Regions from separate parts of the Homo sapiens genome. Here region 1 is linked to region 2. A link is a loop called in an ENCODE intact Hi-C map of the cell type or tissue named here. Cell type or tissue: CD14-positive monocyte. All regions are shown on one strand. Each heading gives the region's core, and the rest is flanking DNA. Links, peaks and the distances in the headings are about the cores only.

Region 1 (10,044 bases), core at 1,415-9,414, 51 kb after region 2:
GTATCTCAGCGGTTTGCAAACTTGGCTGCACGCTGGAATAACCTGGGGAGTTGAAAAAATACTGATGCCAGAGCTGTGTCCCCAGAATTTCTGATTTAGTGGTGCTGCAGTGCAGCCTGGGCAGTGGGATATTTAAGAAGTTCCCCAGGTGATTTGGATGCACTTTAAAGTTTGAGAAGCATTACTTGTTTCTTAGGAAGGCATCACTTTGCAACTGCTCTGGCCAGATACCTGGGAATCGTGTCAGAATCCTCCTTCTCCACATGGCTCTTGAGTTCCTCCCTTCCTTTTTATCTCCTCTGTTGTCCCCTGGTTTACAGCCCCATATTTCTGCTCCAGATCTCTCTGTCTTACCTCCTTATCTCTCTGCTGCCTTCTGGGGTCTTATTTTTTCAATCTGTAGTCACACTGCTGCCAGATGGATTTCTCAGCTCTTAACCTAATTAGGCCCCAATTTAGGCTCCCTTGGCTAAAACCAACCTTCTCTGAAGAGTACATAAATGTCTTCCTGGCATGGCTACTGCCCACTTCCCAACCCTATATGCTGCTCTTCTCCACAAACATCCACTGTTCCTGGGGACATGAATGGCTCCAGTTCCCAGAACCACCCCTCTGTTTTGTCCCTTTATGTCTTGGTACCTAGTGTTCGCTCTGCCTCCATCTCTCCTCACTCGGCAGATTCATCCTTAACTTTCCAGAGAAGACTTGTGGCCCTTCTCTCAACTGTCTCTGTCCTAGTATGAAGATCCATCCCATCTTCTCACCTCCTTGGCAGTAACACACCTATCCATGACATCACTGAGCAGGGCCAACCATAGCTCTAATGACGCTGTGCATTCCTTGGGCGGGACATCTCTGGCACTTAGAACAGGGCCTGGTTCTGTGTTTTGCTTTATGTAAGCGAGTGACTGCTTTTGTGACTGCAGGGTGCACAAAATTTGTGCTCAGAAAATGCCTTTGTTTAAAATACTCCAAGAAAGGGGGGCTAGATAAAACAAGACTGGCAACATTTGATAATTATTGAAGATGGGTGCTGGAGACACAGGGATCCATTATGCTATTCGTTCTACGTTTGCTTGACATTTTTCCTAATAAAACGTAAAAGAAAAGAAAACGCCTTTGCTTGAAAGGCTAATTTGAATAATAAGAGAAATGGAGGTTCTGTTCCCCTCTGTATCTGACAGGTGACTTCAGTCTTTTTTGGGCTCTGCGGGGAGACTTTAGCACAGTCAATTTGACTGTGGGAATTTTTATATAACAAGAGCCCCTGACAAATGGGTGAAGTTTGCAATGTACAACCACACTTGGTCCTACCTTCTTTATTTCCCTTTTTGTCATGTTTCTTCAACCATTCAATATTTTTTCTGATGGCTTCCAAATAGGCTTCTGTTTTTCCTGGAAGAGGTAAGAGAACTATATCAAACACTCAGGAAATATCACTACATCTCATTTTAAAGACCACACGTATGTTCAGAACCACAAATATTAGACTTATGCAGCATTTGCAAGGTTGTTTCCCTAACTAGGTAATGTACATATTTGTATGTGTCTATGTGTGTTTGTGTGTTGAGGGGTTTAGGTCAAGGAGAGCAGGTGCGGATGAGGTTCCAGGAGGAAGAATCAAGTTGGTAAGTGTCAAGGGGCATGATTCCCACACACAAATAAATCCACCTTGATGTCCTGGCAGAGAAGAGTTTTGATTCAGTTTACTAGATAGATGGGTCCTTAGATTAGTTCATTTCTGGTTAGGGATGGTTCTTCCAAACTGAGGAGCATCATCAAGCCAAGGACTTGAATGAGAGTGGCAGATACTTAAAGATTCCATCACTTCAGTTAAAAGTCCAAATGTGTGGCTTTGTGTAAGCAGCTCTAAGTCTTCTGCCCAATTCTGGCAGGGGGCGGGCAAAAACTTAGACAAAGAGGCGACCAGTGCCTCACTTCAAGGTTTGGATGGCAAACCTTAGAACTGGCTCTAATAAAACTCCCCAGGATGTAAACACTGTTCGATGGGCCTCAAGTGTGGCATGAGAATACCAGGCATCACTCATGCACCTACTCTGTGATGCCCTTTACCTGTACTGATGTCTGCAAGCGGATATTACCATCCACTGAGAGATGAGGAATCTGGGGCTCAGAGAGGCGAAGTGAGTAGGCTAAGGCTACACAGGAAATAACAGCTGGCATTTGGACTCTGATCTGCTTAGCTTCCGCTACCTGCATTCCCTGCAGGATAAGACCTCACCTTCAGACATGGACAGTAATGTTGCTTTGTTCTATATCAAAAAAATCAGCCACTCTCTTAACCAGGTGAGGCCCTAAAGCTTAGGGAGTCAGCACCAAGAAACCAGGTGCTCTAGAAAGTACCAGATGGCTTACAAAAAGAGGCTTTCAAAGTCCAGGGCCTCTGCAGAAGCAATAGCTGCAGAGCTCAGTGTGGTGACCACCCCATTCTGAGCCCCATCTGAGCCCTCTTACCTCTACTCTACTGCACAGCCCTCTTGGTTGAGCTACCTGTACTGTGTGCTTATCATGTACTGGGGACTGCTTTATGCTCCAAAATGCATTGTCTCATTTATTCTTCACGACAACTTTTTGAGGCAGTCTTATTATCATCCCCATTTTACAGATGAAGACACTGAAGCACAGAGACATAAAGTCATAATCACATGACTAACAAGTAGCAGAGCCAGGCTTGAACCTGGGTACCTCCAACTACAGTCCATGTACAATAACACTGCCCTAAGAGTTGCCCATGTTCCAATTGCCCGCACTGTATTTACCTAAGTGACTCTCTGAGCATCTTTCTTCCTGATCTTGAAGCCCACTCTTGCCTTACCACCGAAGATCTGTGTCATCTGGTCCCCAAAGAAGCACAGAGACTACTACACAAAAAGGGGTAAATGGACACCAGAAGAGATCCACAATTTTTAGTCCTTATTTACTTCAATAGTTGGTGTAGAAACTTCCTTGATTTCAGCAGTCTGGGAGGCCAAAGAGGGAGGATTGTTTGAGGCCAGGAGTTCAAGACCAGCCTGCACAACATTGTGAGACCCTATCTCTACTAATAAACAGATACATAAATAATAATTTTAAAAATACAGTGTTTTCTATTTCAAATTAATTCAGTTAGATAAGGTATTTTGAACAAAGAGAGAAATCTTAGTGCAGACCATTTCTAAACAATGCAACTTCATTATTTTAAAGAGTTTAAATCAAATTACTGATCCCCATAGGGCTCACTTTAATGAATAATGATTTGTCATTCACTCATTAGGTAGTTAGGGCTTTTGCAACTTTTGAGTATGTCTGAAAATAGTCTTGTTCTTTACATAATATTAAGCATTTTTTCTACTATCTTCTCTGATATCGTATCATGATGTTAGAGCTTTTTTGGGATAAGGAAAACCACAGCTTAGTCTGTTTAGACACTGCATTAAAAATTCCAAATTAGGAGAGTAAAAACAAATGAAGTTTTCGCCATCGTGGGGCAAACATTACCCACTCTCATGCCTCCCTCTTCATAGCTAGCTACTAGAGCAGCCTTCAACTGATGACGGATGAAATGGGTAGATCAATGCATCAGCTTCCTTGTTCCTTAGGCATGTTCTACTGTTTCCCAGAAGTCTTCAATAGGATTGAGCTCTAGTCGCCCATGCTGAAGCTTGCTCATTATCACACCTTATATTGGCTTTTTTCTCTTCCTGCTCATGTACCTACCCTGCAGTGGTGCTTCCTGGGGTCACTTCCCAATGAAGCTACTTCACCTCAAATCCTTCTCTTAGTGCATGCCTTGGAGGGAACTCAACATAAGACAATTTGAAATAAAGGCCTTGACCAGGCTCTGTGGCTCACACCTGTGATCCCAGCACTTTGGGAGGCCAGGGTGGGCAGATCGCTTGAACCTAAGAGTTTGAGACTAGCCTGGGCAACATGGAAAAACCCCATGTCTACCAAAAAAAAAAAAAAAAAAAAAAATTAGCCAGGCATGGTGGTGTGCATCTGTAGTCCCAGCTATTAGGAGGCTGAGGTGGGAGGACTGCTTGAGCCCAGGAGGTGGAGGTTGCAGTGAGCCAAGATTGCACCACTGCACTCCAGCTTGGACAACACAGCCAGATTCTGTCTCAAAAGAAAAATAAAGTAGAGGTCTCAGCATTATTGTATTAGGCTGCTTTTTGTTCAGGAACCAATTACCTATAAAAATGGTATGGAATTTTAAAAAGTATGTAATGTATGAAAAGCTATTTTATTCACTATATCAACATTATCAACTCATAACAGAGAATGAGTTTACTATAGCTTAAAGAAAATTGGACTGCAATTCATTGAGAGACTAGTATCTTATGGGTTATAACATACATGATTAGGACAGTCTCCCTAATTTATAACAGAACACCCCGTCATTCTCCTCCTCTTTCATGCTTTATTTTTATCCATCAGAAGGTGACTACTTATTACCTTCTACTGTAGCATATAATTTGTTAAGTTTATTGTCTTCCTCCCTTAGAAATATGTTGTTTGCTGATGTACCCTCTGCCTAGAACAAGACTGACAGAGAGTAAGCTCTCAAGAAATATTTGTCAATGAGTAAATGGATGAAATCTTTCTGTACAGAAGCCAAATTGCAATTAGAAGATTGCCCAGTCAGCATGGAATCCAAACTAGGAAACTACATCTTAAAAAAACTTACAAGCCGGCCGGGCGCGGTGGCTCATGCCTGTAATCCCAGCACTTTGGGAGGCCGAGGCGGGCGGATCACAAGGTCAGGAGATCCAGACCATCCTGGCTAACATGGTGAAACCCCGTCTCTACTAAAAATACAAAAAAAAAAAAAAAAAAAAAATTAGCCGGGCGTGTTGGTGGGCACCTGTAGTCCCAGCTACTCGGGAGGCTGAGTCAGGAGAATAGCATGAACCCGGGAGGCGGAGCTTGCAGTGAGCAGAGATCACGCCACTGCACTCCAGCCTGGGCGACAGAGCGAGACTCTGTCTCAAAAAAAAAAAAAAAAAAAAAAAAAAAAAAAAAAAAATATATATATATATATATATATATATATATATATATATATGGCATAGATTTATCTCTGCCTTTTTTTTTAGTGAAAATGAATGATTTATTTGAGAGACTTGAAATTTAATGGATTCTAAACCTAAATGATAGCTATATCAGAAACTATTTTTTCAGAAACAATTTAAAACACAAATGTGATAGATATACTACATCCATATGTCATTTATTCTTCATAGAATTCTATTAATTAAATATCATTATTCCCATTTTATTCATGAAGAAACTAAGGCTCAGAGAGGTTAAATGACATGCCCAAGGCGACATAGCTAAGTAAGGGTCTGATATGGTTGGGCTGTGTCCCCACCCAAGTCTCATCTTGAATTGTCATTCCCATAATCCCCATGTGTCATGGGAGGGACCCAGTAGGAGGTAATTGAATCAGGGGGGCGGTTACCCCCATGCTGCTGTTCTTGTGATAGTGAGTGAGTTCTCACAAGATCAGATGGTTACGTAAGGGGCTTTTCCCCATTTGCTCAGCACTTCTCCTTCCTACCATCATGTGAAGGAGGACTTGTTTGTTTCCCCTTCCGCCATGATTATAAGTTTCCTGAGGCCTCCTCAGCCCTGTGGAATTGTGAGTCAATTAAACTGTTTTCCTTTATAAATTACCCAGTCTCGGGTATGTATTTATTAGCAGCGTGAGAGAGAACTAATACAGGGTCAGAGCCTGGTTTTGAACCAAAATAAATATGGAGCCTTTAATGACTGGGGCTGGGTCAAATTCACCTTTTAGACTAGAGAAATTGAGTGCCTGCTCTTGTTGGTAAACTGGCTGACAAGGCAGTGGTTTTCTTTTTTTTTTTAGATGGAGTCTCGTTCTGTCACCCAGGCTGGAGTGCAGTGGTGCAGTCTCGGCTCACCGCAAACTCCGCCTCCCGGATTTACGCCATTCTCCTGCCTCAAGCCTCCGGAGTAGCTGGGACTACTGGCACCCGCCACTTTGTCCAGCTAATTTTTTTTGTATTTTTTAGTAGCGACGGGGTTTCACCATGTTAGCCAGGATGGTCTCGATCTCCTGACCTCGTGATCTGCCCTCCTCGGCCACCCAAAGTGCTGGGATGACAGGCGTGAGCCTCCGCGCCCGGCAAGGCAGTTGTTTTCAAACTTTGATGCACATTAAAATCACTTAGCGAAAACTTTTAAAGGCCCAATGTCCAAATTGCTCCTCAGACCAATTAAATCAGAATCTGGGACTGGGGACCAAACATTTGTACTTTTTAATGATCTTGAGGTGGCTCCAATGTGCAGCAAAGTTTGGGAACCGCTGCCACCAGTTTTAAGACCTCCACACGCTTACAAGAGCATTGGCAACAATGGGAATCACATCAGGTGCTCTTCTGCTCTTGGAGCAAAGCAGCTGGCTCATATTGACTTTTCTCTTTGCAGGAGCTGTAAAGCAAATCTTTTATTTACGCAGTGTGCACTGAAAGCCTTATGAGAGTCGACTTTGGAAAGCTGGACTATTTTCTCCCTCAATTTATTTCAGCTTCCTTTGGAAAAAAAAAATAGCTCATGGCTGAGGTAATAGAGCACAAGCCTTAAAACATAGGCTGAAGCAGATGGGAGGAGGGCCAGAGTCGAGATGCAGCCTTGCTTTTCTGGCTGTTCTGGTTTTTACACTGTGAGAAAAATATCTTTTCTAAACATGAATTTGTCCTTCCTCTACTATGCTGTCCTGACTCTCTCCCTCTGGGGAAAGTGTATAAATCAATAGGGTTGTCCTATTGCATACTGGATATACTAAAGACATTAGGTTTTGTAAAAGAGTGTTTATAAAAACTAAGTTTGATATAATACTTAAAATTATGTCAAGATTACATGATTGCACTTTTGAACTGGATGAAGCAAAGCAACTGATACTGACGCATGGGTGCTGACACAGGCCACGGAGCTGTGAGATTCAAGATTCTGCATAATGATGACATTTTACATGCCCATTAGATGCAGCATGGAAGACTGGAAGAGCACTGGATGAAGAGTCAGAAAACATGGGTTCAAGGCCAGCTCCACCACTTTGGCCATGAGATCTTGAGCAAGTTGCTCATCTTCTGGGCCTTGTTTTACTGATTTGTAAATCAAGGGGTGAATTCTAAAAAGGAGATTCATGATTTGTACATAAGAAAGAAATTCCCCTTTTCTGTCCTTGAAAAATCCATGTTGATATATAGCTCTCCCAAGCCTACTTGGGTCTTCCTGACCCACTTGCTGACTCCCAGGGGAGAATATTGGACTCATTGTTTTTGGACATTTCTAGCAGAATCTCTGGAGGCTTGAAGGCAGGCGTGAATTCTCTTATGTTGCTTAAAAAATAAGTGTATCCACAGGAATTAGGCAATTTATTATCAACTTATTAAATAGGCTAACTTTTCTGGCTCCTGTAAAAAAGATATGAGGATGATAGGATATTTAAGTGAAAGTTATCTTAGAGATCACCTTTTCCAGCCTAATTTTATTATCCAGCCGTAAACTTAAATGATAGCACTGGAATGAGTTTATGGGTGTTAGAATGCTTATTTCATCCCTTGGATGATTAAAAAAAAAGACTTTCAGTGACTCACAGAACAGATGTGAATGAGTAAACATCCAAATGGCAAAAAGAACCACACTTAGATAATGAAATAAAGTTTGAAAGTAGTTTTCAGAGAGCAATTTACTTGAAAAGTTAAGCAACTTTATAGATTTGGTTGAAGTTAGAATAAATTATAATTTATTAGCATATCCATAAACTTAGGAATAATTATTGAATCAGTCAAACAACTAGACCAACATTTAAAAATATTATACTTAATGTGGGTCCCTGTGGAAACCATAGTTTAAATAGTTCAAACTATTTTCAAAGGTGAATGTATCATTTTTCATCATTGGTAATGAAGTTGGCTGTTTTTTACATTAAGCTTGAAATGAGATTCATAGAAACGTGCTTTGTAAACTGAAGCATGATATAAATATAGAGTATTATTATTATTACTATTATTATTATTACTTATATTCCTCACAGGACCCAGTTCATGCTACGCATGGTTAATAAACAGTTGCTGTGGTTAGATAGGGCTATCACCTCACACACCGCAAGGCCAAAACAGACTCCCCACAGATATTCCTGCCAATGTGTTCTGCTTATAATTATTTCCTTAAGTGGTTTTAGCTGGACCATTACCTCATCCCTTATTCTACTCTGTAACATCCTCCAGCTTTCCGTCCTGAAGGGATCCTGTTCTATCTATGTCTGGCTCATCAACAAGCGGGATATGTGTGCATGTATGTGGCCTGTGTTGCACTTGCCAGCATATGAGTTAAGGACTATTCTTGGGCCATTTCAAAGCTTGCTTGAGTCCTCAAACGCAGGAATTGGTTCTTATATTCCTTCTGTAGCTGCTTCCTAAGCACAGCGCTAGGCATGCCATTGGAATAAGTGTTTATTTCTTGCTGAATAACTGTCCCGGAAAACCCAGTCAACCCTGCCTCCACTCACATGGATGCTTTTCTTTTTCTACCTAGAGACAATGGGTGTTTTCTCACTGGGTTTTATAACAGGGAAGCAAAATAGCCCTTGAGAAAAGTGCAATGAAACAACTGCGAACACAAAGATATATGTCGGTATGTCCTTTTGGGGATTAATACATTTTTTTTTCCTAGAAATTGCTGGTCCTTGGCTTACACTTAGCTGGTGTTTTCTAAACTGTTTTAGAGTCAGTTGTCCTTATCCCAGAGTAATGGGTTCAGTGGTAACATTAATAAATTACATCTCTGAACAATAGCAGAGGGACTAATTTTAACCCCAAATTCCTGCCTTCTTTTTAATGTTTTAGGAGAGCCATTGCAAAGAATAACACTAGGCTGGGCGTGGTGGCTCACACCTACAATCCCAGTACTTTGGTAGGCTGGATGGATTGGGTGGATCACCTGATGTCGGGAGTTTGAGACCAGCCTGGCCAACATGGTGAAACCCCATGTCTACTAAAAATACAAAAATTAGCTGGGTGTGGTGGCACATGCCTGTAATCCCAGCTACTTGGGAGGCTGAGGCAGGAGAATTGCTTGAACCTGGACAGCGAGGGTTGCAGTGAGCAGATATCACACCATTGCACTCCCACCTGGGAGATAGATAGAGACTCTGTCTCGGGAAAAAAAAAAAAAAGAATAACACTAAATGGATAAAGTTTTAGTCTACTCTCTTCCTCTCTCCCCATTACTATCTGATGGAAATCCTAATGAAGAGGGAAATCCACTCTTATCATTGGTCTCCAAACACTCACATCCTAAATAGGCAATAGTGGACTACAGAGAATCATCTCTTTTATATTCATTTTTTACATGGTTTTCTTAAAAATAAACCAAACAGAAATGTCAGCACCCATTCCTACAGCCCTGTGCACAGCGATAGAAGGTGGTGTTTAAAGCACTGAGCATGTTACCCCAGCAAGTCAAAGGATGTAGCCTATGGCTCACTGGGTTCTAGGGAAATACGATTGCTATACATGGGTCACTTCCAGAGGGGATGATTGAGGCACACTGGGTTTCTGTTGAGGTGAGCTGTAATGCTCTATGCTGCCCAATTCGTGGTTCTCTGTCTCAGATCATAGTCCACTCTTGTCCTGGTTAGCTATTTTTAAAAATTTACCATTCATCCTCCACCTCACATCTGTTAGGATAAAAAAAAATCCAGAAATAAAAAGTCTAGGCAAGGATGTAGAGAAACTGGAACTCTTGCACACGATTGGTAGAAATTTAAAATGGTGCAGCTGCTACAGAAAACAGTATGGTGGTTCCTCAAAAAATTAAAAATAGAATTAGCATATGATCCAGCAATTCCACTTCTGGATATATACCCAAAAGAACTGAAAGAAGGAGCTCAAAGAGAGATGTATATATATATATATATATATATATATATATGTATTACTCACAACAGCCAAAAGGTAGAAGCAACCCAAGCGTCCATAGACAAATAAATAGATAAAATGTGGCTTATACATA
Region 2 (10,044 bases), core at 824-8,823:
GGGCCTTCCTTCTGCGCCTTGCTAAGGGACCTGAACTTTATTCTGTTGGGAATGGCAAGCCACCACAGCTTCTTAAAGTAGGGGAGTGATCTGAGCACGCCAATCTTTTTTTATGAGTTCAAATCATAAGAATGAAGAATGAGTTGGCATGGAACGAGACTGGCTGCAGGTGGGCCTCTTAAGGGCTATTGGAATAGTGTTCCCTTTCCTTTGTGAATTCAACGGCTCACAATGTTCAGGTTTGTGGTTTCTGTGTCGATACCCCTTTCACATGCAATGCAACGCTCTTTTCCATTAGCTCAGCTTCTTATTTATTAATTTAGAGATAGGGTCTCCCTCTGTTGCCCAGGCTGGAATGCAGTGGTACCATCTCGGCTCACTGCAACCTCCAGCTCCTGGGCTCAAGTGATCCTCCCACCTCAACCTCTGGAGTAGCTGGGATTACAAGTGTGCAACACGAAGCCCGGGACTACAGGCATGTGCCACGATGCCTAGCTAATTTTTAATTTTTTTTTGTAGAGATGAGGTCTCCCAGCCCTCCTTTTTTTTTTTTAAATCTTTAATGACTATATTCTAGTAAATAAACAAACAAAAATTCTACTAAAGTCAGAGAAACCAATTGGATCCTATACACTTTGTTCTGGTGCCAGCTACCACTAACTTACTGCATCACACAGGACAAGGATGGCATCTTCCAGGCCCTTATCCATCAAATGAATTGGTTGAAGCACCCTACTTAATGGATTCTAAAATGCATACTTTGCCACATTTAACATTCTGAAATTGAGATGTGTCTTAGAATTCATGGTGTCCTACAATTACTGTTGTCCCAGCAGCAGTAAAAATGTACTTGTCATTGCTTGTATATACCTAAATATCAAAAGCACCAACTTCAAAACTAGCAGAGTGGATGTAAAGGTCTTGGAAGGAAATCCCAGGGACAACTGTGGAATACTCTTTTAAAATTTAGAAAGCAGACAATCGTGGGGAGGTGACAATGCAGGTATGTTTAGCAGCACTCCTGAAGAGAGGCCCAGATTAGGACAGTTCCACATAATTACAGAGTGAGTTTAAGTGCCCAGTTCAATGGCTTTTAGTTTTAGTTTTGTTTTTTTACAGATTTTTTAAATTACCACTCGATGGCACAGAGGAAATTATTATGTGGAAAAGAACCAGATATGGATAAGTAAAATAGTGATCTAAAATGTTGGACTCTGAGTGTGAAGAAGTTTTAAGAATATCAACTAATGAATGCATTTCACTTACATTTCCCCTTTTAATGTATGCACAGGAGAGATATATGATTTTAAAAATCCATGTATATTCATAGCACATTTATTTGTAATTGCCAAAAATTGAAAACAATGTGAATGATAGTAAATGAATAAAAAACAAATTGTGACCAGGTGCAGTGGCTCACGCCTGTAGTCCCAATGTTTTGGGAGGCTGAGGCAGGAGGATTTCTTGAGCCCAGGAATTTGAGACCAGCCTGGGCAACACAGTGAGACCCCGTTTCTACAATTTTTTTTTTTAAAAATTAGCTGGGCATGGTGGCACATGCCTGTAGTCCCAGTTATTCGGGAGGTTGGGGTGGGAGAATTGCTTCAGCCAGGAGGTCGAGGATGCAGTGAGCTATGATTGCACCACTGCACTCCAGCCTGGGCAACAGAATAAGACCCTGTCCCTAAATAAATAAATAAAAATAAACAAATTGTCGTATATCCACATAATGGAATACTTCTCAGCAATAAAAGGGAATGAACTATTGATGTACACAAAAACATGGATGAACCTCAAAATAATTATAATGAGAGAAAGAAGACCAAAAAGAATGTATACTGCAGGATTCCATTTATCTAAAATTTTAGAACACATAAACTAATTTATATGACAGAAAGAAATCACAGTTGCTTAGGCATGGGAGAGAGGTGGGAGGGGCTGATGAGAGGAATGACATAGGGGCATGGGGAACCTTTTGGGGATGTTGCATATGTTTACTACCTTGATTGTGGTGATGGTTTCACACATACATGCATATATCAAAACTTATCAAACTGTACACTTGAAATATGTGCACTTTATTGTATGTCATTTACACTTCAGTAAAAAAGATTTCAAAAAACCTATGTGGAAGTCGAAAACAGCTCTTTCAATAAAGTAAAAATTATTATTATTTTTTGAGACACGGTCTCAGTCTGTTGCCAGGCTTGAGTTCAGTTGTATGTCAGTACAACTCACTGCAGCCTTGACCTCTTGGGCTCAAGCGATTCTCCCACATCAGTCTCCTAAGTAGCTAGGACTACAGGTGTGCACCACCATGCCGGGCTATTTTTTTTTTATTTTTTGAAGATACAGGATCTCACTATGTTGTCCAGGCTGGTCTCCAACTCCAGTCTTCAAACAATCCTCCCAGCCTGGCCTACCACAGTGCTGGAATTACAGGTATGAGCCACTGTGCCCAGCCAAAAATTTGTATTTTTTTTTTTTTTTGAGGCAGAGTCTCACACTCACACCCAGGCTGGAGTGCAGTGGCGCAATCTCGGCTCACTGCAAGCTCCACCTCCCGGGTTCATGCCATTCTCCTGCCTCAGCCTCCTGAGTAGCTGGGACTACAGGTGCCCGCCACCACGCCCGGATAATTTTTTTTGTATTTTTAGTAGAGACAGGGTTTCACAGTGTTAGCCAGGATGGTCTCGATCTCCTGACCTCGTGATCTGCCTGTTTCGGCCTCCCAAAGTGCTGGGATTACAGGCATGAGCCACCGTGCCCGGCCAAAAATTTGTATTTTTAAGAAAACATGTTATATTTTGATTGCCAGCCTTTTTTTCTTAGTGATACATAAAATACTGGAGAGTTTTACAATCAATGGTATCTTAGAGTTTATAAGATTCTATTTGAATTTTTTTTTTTTTTTAAAGACAGGGTCTCATTCTGTTGCCCAGGCTGGCTTGATCATAGCTAACTGCAGCCTCCAATTCCTGGGCTCAAATGATCTTCCTGCTTCAGTCCCTCGAGTAGCTGGGTCTACAGGTGTGTATCACCATGCCCAGCTAATTAAATTTTTTTTTCTTTTTTGCAGAGATGAGGTCTTACTATATTGCCCAGGCTGGTCTTGAATTCCTGGGCTCAAGCAATCCTCCTGCCTCAGCCTCCCAAAGTGCTGGAATTACAGGCATGAGCCACAGTGCCCAGCCTCTATTTGGATTTCTATTGCTGGATTCTCTAACTAAACCTAAACTCCCAATTTTTCTCTAAACAGAGTTGCCGTCTAGATTAATCTACCAGTCAGACACTCCCAACACTCAGACCAGCTTCAGACTCTCCCACTTTTTTTTCTGAGTCCAGCCGGTCAGCACCTCCTGCAGGTCCTTATTGCACAACATTTTTCACACCACCCCTTCTTTTCACTCTTGTTTCAGCCTTTTGTTCCTTCATACCTGCACTACTCTGATTGCATCTTGAAAGATTTCTGTTTTTCCCTGTAAGCTACCCAGAACACTATAATTGGATCATTTTTCTCAACACTGCTAACAAGCCACTTCCCTGGTTAAGAACTTACAATGGCTCCCTCTTGTCCACAGAATGAAATCCAGACAATCTAGCTCCAAAGCTCCCATGATTTGGCTTTAACCTGCACTTCCTGTTTTCTCTCTCGTTACTTTCCTGGGGAGCCCACTTCGGCTAAAATGGCTTATTTGCTCTCTGTGGTAGGCAGAATCATGGCCACCTAAATACGTCCTCCTCCTATTCCTCACATCTATATGTTACTTTACATGGCAAAACAAATGAGTTGTGATTAGATTAAGGATTAAGGATTTTTTTTTCTTTTTTTGAGACAGAGTTTTGCTGTTGTTGCCCAGGCTGGAGTGCAATGGCACGACCTCGGCTCACTGCAACCTCTACCTCCCGGGTTCAAGCAATTCTCCTGCCTCAGCCTCCAGAGTAGCTGCGATTACAGGCATGCACCACCATACCCAGCTAATTTTTTGTATTTTTAGTAGAGATGGGGTTTCACCATGTTGCCCAGGCTGGTCTTGAGCACCTGATCTCAAGTGATCCACTCACTTCGGCCTCCCAAAGTGCTGAGATTATAGGCGTGAGCCACCACGCCCAGCCCAGATTAAGGATTTAAAAATAGAAAGACCATTTTGGATGATCTGGGTGTGCCAATGTAATCCAAAGGACTCTTAAAAGATGGAAGAGGAAGGCAGAAGAGTCAGTGTCATGCAATTTTTTTGCTTTGAAGATGGTGGAAGGGGCCATGAGCCAAGGGATGTGGGCAGCCTCTGGAGGCTGGGAAGGGCAAGGACATGGATTCTCCCCTAGGGCCTTCAGAAAGGAATACAGTCCTGTGACACCTTGATTTTAGCCCAGTGACATGTGTTTCAGACTTCTAACTTCCACAAAAGTAAGAATAAGTTTGTATTGTTTTAAGCCACTGGATTTATGCTAATTTGTTACAGCAGCAATAGGGAATGAACACACCCTCTTACCCAAATACTTCCATTTTCCAGGATGATTGTTCTGGCTGTCTTCTGTTTGCACCTCCACATCCACTCCCCTGCTGCTCTGTGCTCCAGGAAGATGATCTATTTAGACTGTATCAATGGGTTCCCTTTCTGTCTGGCTTCTGTTTGGCCCACAGGGGGCACTAGCAGGAAACTGGAGAGCAGGGGAGGGGGAGATTGGGTCCAGAAGGTCACATCTCCCAAGAGGCAGCCCTCTCCATACAGCTGCCTGCCCCTGGCTGGCCTCAGGCCTTGGGTGGTAAGGGTTCCTTGTGCAGCTGGTGCCAGAGTTCTGCCTTGTTGGATTCCCTAAATCCTCCCCCCATCTTTGTAAATAGCCTCTTTATTAAATTTTTCTCAAGTTACTCGAGTGTATCCCGTTTCTTGTTGGGATGCTGGCTGATACATTAATATTACTTGGAATGCTGTTCTCTATTCTCATGGCCTATCTATGCGCTCTGCTCTTGAGACCTGGCTCAGATCCCAGTTCTGCAGGACCACAGAATGTCAGAGCTGAAAGAGTCCTTAAAGATTGCTCAATCCAGCAACATAGATGGTTTTTCTTCTATTTCTCTGACCATTTCTTTTTGGTCTCTTTTAGCAATTCTTCTTCCTCCACCTTAAATACTGGCATTCTTCAAGGTCTCATCTTATAAATTCTTCTATTTCCATACTACATATTCTCTCTGGAGGAACTCATCTGCCTCCAAAATTTTAATTATAATATATATCCAGGAGATTCCAAAATCTGTATCTTCATCCTAGACTTTTTTCCTGAGGGTTAGGCCCCTATATTTCCATCTGCCTAATTCACATCTCTCCTTGGCTGCCTCAGACACCTCAAATATGTCAGAAGTGCTCTCATCATCTTTCCTCCTCCAGAATCTCCCATTTCAGGAAATTGGCCGAAAAACCAGGGAGCCATCCTTAACATCTTCTCTCTCTCGTCTCTTTTCCAGCCATCAATCACCAAATCCTGTCCTTACCTAAACGTGTTGAGAATCCACCCACTTCACTCATCTGCATTGTCCACATTCAACCCTATCCCTTCCTGATCCATTCGCCATACAAATGGCCAAAGTGAGCACAGAGTTAAACAACTCTTCTCTAGTTACTTAAAATCCTCCAGTGGCTTCTGCTGCCTTGAGGATAAGGTTCAAATTCAGTCTGTCTTCTGTCATCTTCGTCAGCCTCATCCTGTGCTGCACTCCCCATCTCCTCCTGGCTCCAGCCTCCTGGCCCAATTCCAATGCCTGGATCATGCCTTATGTTGTTCTCTCTGCTCAGAACACTCTCACCCCACTCCCCTCTGGCTGACTGCTATCCTACTCATCCCCTGGTCTCATGCAAGCTTCACTTCTTCAGGGAAGCCTTGTTTGGACCTGGAGACAAGGTCTGGGTCACTCCCCATCTCCATGCTACCCCTTTAATCACATCTGTTCTTGGCTTTATTACAACTACTTGCTTTATCTCTATTTTCCTTGCTAATCTCTGTGAGGGAGGGGGACTGTATGAGTTTTATTCACTGATAAAATCCTGACTCCCAGCACAGTTCTTGATCTGAAGTAGGTATCCAATAAATATTGTGTAACAAATGTCATGTGAAAGAAATGAGTTCAAATGAACCCGCAGGTCCAGAGCTCATTCCACTCTATCCACTGCTTCCTCTCCCTGTGATGGAGCTTTCTGAGATCATCTAAGCCCACAGAAGTTGCCCCTTCCTCTAAATTTGTATGCCTACATCACCAATTTGACATATCTTGCTATCTTTTCATGTATGTTGCATGTATGGTTCTCTCTCCAGCTACACTACAAACTCCCAGAAAATAAGTGCCATGTCATACTTCAGTAGGAAAATACATTAATTAATTAAAATAACATGTTCATACTATGTAACAGTAGCTGTTAAAACAAATTGCCTATGTTGTGTCAATGTACCAGGGGATCTCAAAGTCAGAGGAGAAAAAAAAAACTTGCATCCTCCTGGAGCACAACTTTGATCTGAAGATTTGGGGAAAAGCTAGTTATTATTATTATTATTATTATTATTAGAAATAGGGTCTCACTCTGTTCCCCAGGCTGGAGTGCAATGATGTGATCATAGCTCACTGCAGCCTTGTACTCCTGAGCTTAAGTGAACCTCTTGCCTCAGTATTCCCCCCACCTCCTTTGACCCCAGCTGAGACTACAGGTATGTCCCACTATACTCAGCTAGTTTTTAAATTTTTTGTAGAGACAGGGTCTCGCTACATTGCCCAGGCTGTATTTTTAAAAAGCAAATATAGAAATACTGTGGAGAAGAATGCAGTATTCTCATAGCTTTTAAAGTCAAATCAAAGCTTTTCCAGCTCATGGCTGGTCTGCTTTTGCCCCCACCAAGGCTGCCCAAGGGCTCCCATTTGTCTTCCGTCCTGTTAGCAATGCTGCCGTGGGAAGTTAGCAAGCACTGCTACAGCCTCCCCTCCAGTGGTGTGTCTGTCCCATGGCAAGCATTTAACATGCAATATGATGCTAATGTACATGCTGGAGTGAAGCAAATGCCTAACAAGGCTTCCAGGAGTCCTGGTGGGCAAGTACAGGAGCCAGTTAGGAAAACAGAAAATAGGATTAAAGACTTGAGCTGATGGAAGCATGACTTGGGCCCTTAAATAACTCTTCCTATTATCCAAATATACAAGCCTTGGGAAGGAAAATAAGGAGTATGGCTTTTTTTTTTTTTTTTTTTTTTTGAGACGGAGTCTGGCTGTGTCGCCCAGGCTGGAGTGCAGTGGTGCGATCTCCGTTCACTGCAAGCTCTGCCTCCCGGGTTCACGCCATTCTCCTGCCTCAGCCTCCCGAGAAGCTGGGACTACAGGTGCCCGCCACCACGCCCAGCTAATTTTTGTATTTTTAGTAGAGACGGGGTTTCACCATGTTGGCCAGGCTGGTCTCGAGCTCCTGATCACAGGTGATCCACCTGCCTTGGCATCCCAAAGTGCTGGGATTACAGGCGTGAGCCACCACGCTCAGCCCTCTTTATTCTTTTTAATATGTCTTCAATATTTCATAATTTTAAACAATTAGTGCACCGATTTGCACCAGAACCAAATCCACATTTTCTAAAACTAGTAAATTAGAACAGAATCTGCATATCAATGTATCCTCCAACAAAACATGAATTGATCTTAGATATTTAATTCATTTCTGGCTGCTGGGCAAATATAACACAGCAACCGCCTGTTTTGTAATGTAGCTATTTGAAGATGGGCCAATTAAGTTTGTTTTATTTTAAACAACTAAAAGACTTCTATATATTCTGGGAAATACTTGCAGAGGATGAAGGACAGAATGAGGCGGGATAAGGAGAAGTCTCAGTCTGAAATATGGTACGGCAATGGGAAGGAACAAGCTGAAAGAGGAAAGAGGAACAGATCTTACTAGAATGCAGAGCTCGTATTTCCCAATCTTACAACACAAACTTGCCAAAGATTAAATCATACTTGAAAAACAAGGTGCCCACTAGTGACTGCTCCTGTCCAAGGTTAGAAGAACACAGAAGACTAAAAGCACGGGCCTTGGAGTTAACCAACCCAAGGTCTGATGGTGCAGATATGTGTGCAGTGACAACCTCTCCAAACTTCTGGTCCTTCCTCAGTAAAACATGCAAAGAACAGTACTTATCTCAGAAGGCTGAGGTGACACTTAAGGTGACCATGTACATATTAGGCGCAGTGTCTAGCAAGCGCAAGCCCTCAGTCAAAGCTATTTCTCTTTCGTCCTTGGTTGTGGAATAATCTCGTGTTTTAGGTGTTCTTTCCCTCTGTTTTCCCCATCAAGATCTGCTGAATATAAAGAGGCAAAACCTGTAAGAGCTGCGGGTCAGCATTGCCAGGTGTAGAAAGCCACCATAGTGTAAGCTAGCCAAGCTATGAGATAGATTTCCACCTGGGTAGGAAGCAGTCAAAAAGCCAAAAAGTCTTGCTGTCTGCCCAGCCTGCCTCTTGGTTTCTAATTCTCATGGCGGGTCCTATTTCCCGCTGTTGTCTTGTCCCTGTGTTTGGCCTTCTTTTCTGTTTTTAGAGGAGTTCCTCTTGCTTGACCTCTATTTATCTCCTTGCCTTCCACTTGGAGATCTGCGCCTTTCTGGGTTTTAACTGCCTGTTGCTTTTAACCATGTCCTTCCTCTTGCCTTTGGGAACTTATGGGCTTCTTCTAACTTCCTGATTGGCACCGGGTTTCCTGCTTTTTGTCCTTTGATTCATGTGCCCTCCTTTCTTCTGCTTGCTTATGTGGTCTTTGACTCACTCATCTTGTCTCTTTCTTTGGCATTTTATACCAGCTAGGTTTTGATCCAGGTTTTGTAATGACTTATGGATGCTGTATGCACCCTGACTTGTGAGTGCTTACCTAGATGATGTGCAAAACATTTAGCAACTGGTATAGAAGGGACACTGCCCAGTCAGAATGGTTGTTTATCAACAATGAGGACAGTTGTCCCCATGCACACCGCTTGAATAGCAGCCCAGCTCACTGGACTCCACACTCCTCTAACCACTCTGATGAGGGACCTCCTGGTCCTTTCTTAGGGCTTGTGCCCCAGCTTGTCTCCTTTCTCCTCATGTCCAGGCTTGGCATGGCTGGCCTTGTGCCCTATTTTGTGAGCTCCTGCCACTCACAGTCCTGGAGTTGACTTTCTCATCCCCACCCTACCTAGCTCTCACCAGGGGAACCTAGGAATAGTGATGACACATGTGAAAGAGGTAATTAGTGGGGCAGCCTTGATGCCAAAACAGGATGGCAAATCATAAAAGCAGAAATAGCAAGAAATCACAGCTTTAAGGAAGGTTGTGCTGAAACATGGGACCAAGGCCAAGGAACTCAAAATGGCTTTGGGAGGAAAGGTGGCTATTTCAGTCCATGGAAGAGCCATAGCAGAAGAGCGCATCTCATTTTACACAACCACGAAGCCTTAAAGTTACGTAGAATTGACTTTTTGGTGTGCTGAAAATAAAAATGGTTCATAGTATACAACAAAGGACTAAGCAGGAGAATTTATAGGAAGAAAGTTAGGAAATTTAGGATGAAAAAGTAGACTGGGGTCAAACTGTTATGATCCATTAAAACCAGAAACTGAAATTTGAATTCTAATCTGTAAGTAATGTGAAGCACAAATACTTACAACTTACACATTTAATCATATGTCCTGACCTTTCACTCAAAAATGCATTAAAGGCAGTTTCTCAAAGGTGGTTCCATGTAACGATAGCCCCTCAAGATATTTTTCATTTTTTATTTTTGCACACAGTTTGGGAAACATTACATATCACATCCTATGGACATTCCCACCCCATTTACATCCCCATATACAATGATCATTAACCCATGAAAGGCTCTGAAAAGTCAAGAATAAACCAACTTGTCCAGCTTTGTTTAGTGTTTTCCACATCTGGCTAGGCAATTTCTTTTTCTTGTAACCCATTAACATTCTATGTATTTTGGGGAATACTGACTGAGAGATTCACAAGTACACACAGACATTCATGCAAGTAAATATGTA

What was found. Hi-C counts contacts between places; a loop is a spot of excess contacts. Peaks named below come from ENCODE experiments on the same cell type or tissue, not always from the same donor. Only the 100,000 strongest peaks of a DNase experiment are listed, where the experiment ranks them.
Region 1: a loop joins it to region 2, with 1.8 times the contacts of the local background. A loop is called at or near these places in 15 of 110 quality-filtered maps.

Annotation. Positions count from the first base shown.
Region 1 is chr15:51,704,684-51,714,727 of GRCh38, reverse strand. SCG3 (secretogranin III) reads right to left here. Exons shown (of 12, transcript NM_013243.4): 11 at 1,315-1,395. Among named protein-coding and RNA genes, the nearest start is that of LYSMD2, 28 kb to the left of the region's middle. In CD14-positive monocyte, for the core only: no CTCF peak of the experiment used is centred there; a DNase peak (open chromatin) is centred at 5,517.
Region 2 is chr15:51,754,595-51,764,638 of GRCh38, reverse strand. All of the region lies in intron 1 of TMOD2 (tropomodulin 2), which reads right to left. Among named protein-coding and RNA genes, the nearest start is that of TMOD2, 8.0 kb to the right of the region's middle. In CD14-positive monocyte, for the core only: CTCF peaks have their summits at 4,454 and 4,653 (motif pointing right); DNase peaks (open chromatin) are centred at 7,938 and 8,718; H3K4me3 peaks cover 1,210 bases; H3K27ac peaks cover 917 bases.